Regions from separate parts of the Mus musculus genome. Here region 1 is linked to region 2. Evidence: chromatin loops called from intact Hi-C (ENCODE). Cell type or tissue: heart. All regions are shown on one strand.

Evidence for each region. Peaks named below come from ENCODE experiments on the same cell type or tissue, not always from the same donor. Only the 100,000 strongest peaks of a DNase experiment are listed, where the experiment ranks them.
Region 1: it touches region 2 in a loop (14-fold over the local background); 12 of 42 quality-filtered maps call a loop at or near these places.

The regions. Positions count from the first base shown.
Region 1 is chr19:30,553,339-30,555,838 of GRCm38, reverse strand. No RefSeq gene overlaps it. Among named protein-coding and RNA genes, the nearest start is that of Dkk1, 5.1 kb to the right of the region's middle. In heart, a CTCF peak has its summit at 1,016 (motif pointing right); no DNase peak of the experiment used is centred here; H3K4me3 peaks cover 573 bases; H3K27ac peaks cover 590 bases.
Region 2 is chr19:30,363,652-30,366,151 of GRCm38, reverse strand. No RefSeq gene overlaps it. Among named protein-coding and RNA genes, the nearest start is that of Gm36319, 30 kb to the left of the region's middle. In heart, a CTCF peak has its summit at 985 (motif pointing left); no DNase peak of the experiment used is centred here.

The sequences.
Region 1 (2,500 bases), 190 kb before region 2:
TTGTCACCCCAGCATTTAGACCCTGAGGTAGGACGATTGCCATGTCAAGACAAGCCTGGGTTACATGGCAAAACCTTGTCCCAAGCAACAACAGGAAGAAAAAACAAAAACAAAAACAAAACCTCTCGAGTTCTTTTGTTGAAGGTCAATTTACTTCTTTAAAACCATTCTTAGAAAACATAATCTAAAGCCCAATATGAAAACAATGCTGTGTGATTTCTATAGTTGGCACTTGTTATATCTAAAATTTAGTAGATTATAAATATTGAGTTGCATGCTTAAAAGATTTATCACACAAGTTCCAACAGCTTTTATTTTTTTAAAAAAGGAAAACATGAGTGGGCACAAAATTATTACCTGCTTGTATTTTTCATAAGCTTCCTAGATAATATTCTTTTTTTAAAAAAAGTGGAAAATTTGAAATTAACATTTTCTCATTGAAACAAATGACATATTTTCATTTTCTAAAAAGTTTTATAAAAAATGGTTATAGATGAATGAACTTTCCTGAAATACATGCAGCATAGGATTCTCCTTAAGTGTGGTACTTATCATCTGAAGAGCCTAAGTTTTCATCCAGGAATGAGGAATGCTGGTGTGCAAATTAAACCTAACTGAATAAACATTTCACTGAGAGCCTCTGTGCCAGACCCCAACTCCTTAGTCTTTAGACAGCGGTTAGACGCTATCCTATCTTATTCTATTATGCGAAGATTTACTATATATTATATGGAATATTAAAAGTTGGAGACTATTTAGCTTTGAAACGTTTTCAGTGTGAGAGCTGGAGAAGTTATCCCGGGTGTGGTGGCATACCCTCTTAATCCCATCACTCTGGAGGCAGAAGCTGGTGGACCTCTGTGAGTTCGAGGCCAGCCTGGTCTAAACAGTGAGTTCCAGGAAAGCCAGGGCTGCTACACAGAGAAACCCTGTCTCTAAAAACAAAATGAAACAAATCTTCCAAAGAATTATTTTTTTAATTCACTTTAGGTCCAGATCACTTCCGATAGGATCCACCAGGGGGAAGCAGAGGAACGGGATTGCTCCTTCCCGAACTAGCAGTGGTGAGGACTTACCGTCTCTCAGAGCAGAAATCTTCCTGTGCCTCTCCTTTCCCCCTCTACCCTCCCCACTTCTAATTAACCCTGATTTATTTGCCCCGAGAACTGACACCGTGGACCCACAGCAGCAGTGTAGTGCGAAGAGATTTGCGCCCAGGCCAGGGCTTCAACGGGATTACGCTGATGAATTTGCTAAACACAAAGTCCACAGAAGCCCCAAATCCAGCTCTCTGCGAGGCCACCTGGCTCACGGTTGATTAAGACAGGGACCCTGAGCTGTTTGATCTTCTCTCATCAAAGAGTCTTTAAGCAAGTTTCATTTTACACTACTGTAAGGTGGCGATGGCTTGTGACTGCAGTGAGCCGCCTGAGCCAGCGCTCAGGCAATGGAGGTTCGCGGCTCACCCTGGCAGGAAGAGAGTGCAACAGCAGCTTGGAGCTCCAAGATCCTCTCAAGGGGGAAGAATCCTTGCTCCAACCCCTTAGCAGAAGTTAGTACTGTTTCTAGCCTACATCTTGTTTCCACCAAGGTTCTAATACAATGTTCTAGCTGGAAATTTGGGGATGAAGAAACAAAATCATTCATTCATCCATTCTCATTCATATTAATTTGTTCATTCGTTCTCTCACTCCCTTCTGCTCGGGCATCTTTTAGAAAATCAAGAGTCACGTAATTCACCATATTTCCAGAAACTTAGTTTACATTCTCCAAAATCAGCAAGTTCCCAGGGTCCACAATAGTGAGTATTGCTTAATAACGCTGTCTGAAAGACATTTAACCTGAAGACAAAAGGCCTTGCCCAGGACGGCTTAAAGACTACTTTTGTATCCAGAAGGGGGCTCCCTTGACTTCCCAGCATGACATTTACAAATGAAAAGAAAGCTAGTTCCACAATCACAAAGGGACAGTTGTCACCTTGCAGTCCATTGCTGAGCTCCAGCCCTTAGCTTCCAGGGCAGTGGCAAGGGGCCCTTTTGGTCACAGCCCTTGGAGAATGCCAGTATGATACAGGGAGTATGACAAGAACCCAGTGGCACAGAAGAAAATTCCATCTCCTATATATCTGCTGTCCGGGCCCCGCCTTATGCTGGCACCGCCCTATCTTTAGGATTGGAAATATTAAGTCCTACAGGGGATATTATGAGGCAGCTGGACTCCTAGACCCTACCTATCACAGGCCTTTCTGGGAGTCAGGACCTCCTGAAAGATGCTGCTGTCATCATTCTCACCAGACCTCCTTCACTTCTGAGCTCCAGGCTGTTTATGCTTCAAGGGCTCCAGGATCGTTTTCTGAGCTGAGTTAGATAGTCTTGTGACTGTGGCGCTGGGTTTATCTAGGCTAGCCATCTCCAGGGACAGAGCGAAGATAAGCATCCCAAACTCACTTGCTCCTCTTTGTAGGACAGAAAAGCCTACCCACTTCAAGGGACTCCAAACA
Region 2 (2,500 bases):
TTCTTGATGAAAATGACAATGTATATAATAGATTTGGGGAAATTTATAATTATTTAGACATGTATCTTTAATTTCCTTCCTATGACACTTTATGTCTCAGTTAACCAACCCTGTTGAGACAACACTACAATAAAACCTTGGGAGAGTGCTTTGGTGAAGAAGAAATGGAATGCGACAATTCACGATGTCTGTGAGTGGAGACTGTGTTCCTTTAAACGGCTCATTCTGGAATCCAGGTAATGCCATTAACAGTCAAGGAAAATGGCAGAGCAGAGAGATTTCCTGTAATGTGGCAGAGCAGCCAAAGGCAAATAGTTTCCAAGAAAGCCCTGCTAACATTTCCTACCTTTGCCAAGAGGAAGACTGGTGACACACAGGAGGAAGTGAGAAGGTGTGATGAACGCTCATAGAGGTGGGTTAGTGAGGACTCCCAGTGCTTCCTATGCTAATTTCACCATTACATCACCACATTTACCCGGTCCAGATGTGCTCTGTAGCATCCTACCCCCGTGATTATTTCTCTTCCTCCTCCTCCTCCTCTTCCTCCTTCTCCTCATTTTCTATCTTAAAGACTTGAATAATGAAGATTGGAGAAATTGCACAGATTTCCCTAAAGCCCATCATTAGAAACAGAGCAAAGTATAATAACACATATGAATAAAAACGCTGCAGTGTTATGTGCTAACTTTAAAATTTTTTAAAGAAGAAGAAAAAATAAAAACTTAAGTCTCTTTTATTCACATCCATATTCTTTCTATAATACATATGGTTCTGATTTAAACTGGATTAGAGTTTAGATCTGGATATTTTAAAATTATGTTTAAAGTTATTCTTATATTTCTCTAACTGTATAGTTATAGATCTTGAATAAGTTACATAGTACCAATTTAATACAGGTATTTTGTAGAAATAGATAAAGCCTTATATACCTTAAAAAGTAAAATAGATCAAAATTAATTTGATTTTTAAATTATTTACTCCCTCTACTGGTGACTTTTATAATGTTATAAGTACAGAAGTACAAAATGGATGTGCACAGACCAGTCCTAAAAACAAAATTATTAGCGGTTATTAAAAAGTACATTTTATGACAATCACTTTACCTATTTGTCCTCACTTACAAATATTCTCTAGAGTAAATATTTCTTGATTTTTTTCTGGGAAAGCATACTTATTTTTTGTCATAAATGAAATATATTCCTTCTGTAATATAACAACCAATCAAATATAATTATTTGCTTAATTTCAATGTCAGTATTTGTGCCAGTTATATGTGCACATATGCATATAACATTTTGCTTTGTAATTCTGTACAGTGAAATTCATATTGAAAATATATTGAAATGAACCTTAGAATAAAAGATACAGGCTCTGTAGAGATATGGCCTAGTCTTCTGCATGTATACTATAGCTGAGTAGCTTGGTATTCTTGTGGGAATCCTAAGAGCTGGAGAAGGGCCTGTCCCTGCCTCTTGTGTCTATTTATGGGATGTTTTTTTCCTTGTCCAGCCTTGATATGATGATAAGTGCTTGGTCTCATTGTAGCTTTCTATGCTGTGCTTGGCTAATGTCCCTGGGAGGCCTGCTCTTTTCTGAGGGGAGGTGGAGATGGCAGGGAGAGACATGCAGGATGGGAGGGAGGGGAAACTGTGGTCAGGCTGTGATATATGAGAGAATGATAATTTTAAAAAAAAGATACAGGCTTATAATGTGTAGAGATCTTATTAGATCTTAAAGAGATGGACCAAGGAGAAGAGAATGATTAAGTAGCTATTGGAAAAGAGGTGCAAACAGTGTCCAATGATATGGCTATCCAAGGACTTTTCAGACTTTTCCAAATTAATAGCCTGCATCCATCCCATGGCTGCGAGAATCAGAGAGGCTGACTCTACCCACAGGTGAGAGGCACAGAGCAAACGATGGGGAACCGCACATCCCTCTGCGGAATCAGGTTGCCAGTGTCATGGGATGCTTCTGAATATTTTACAGTTAGTCTAACTCTTGTGTTTCTTTTTATCTTTAGCCCCAGGCTGGTTTCTAATCTATAATCCTTCTGCCTCATCTCTCAAATGCTGGGATTATAGGTCTGTGTCATCGTGCCTTATTGCATAATACTCTTGCTTGTATTTGTGTGTGGTAGTCAGGGAAGAAGGAAGGACAAATGTATTTTGTTGATTTTTCTCTGATGATTGTAAAAGCTGAAGCACTCTCTCTCTCTCTCTCTCTCTCTCACACACACACACAAACACACACTCACACACACACACCTCAGAGAGACTTACAGTAAAATATATTAAGCGATACATTACTTAATTGTATTAAAATATATTGAATATATGAAAATATATTAAGTGTACAAAGTAATTCTGTTGGCAGCCTGATGCCCCTGCATATTTTACAAATGCTCTTTTTCCTTTGGCTATGTTCATAATACAGAACAATATGTTTCTTCGATTTGTGCTTAATATTACTCAGCAACACTCTATGAAAGATGCCCATG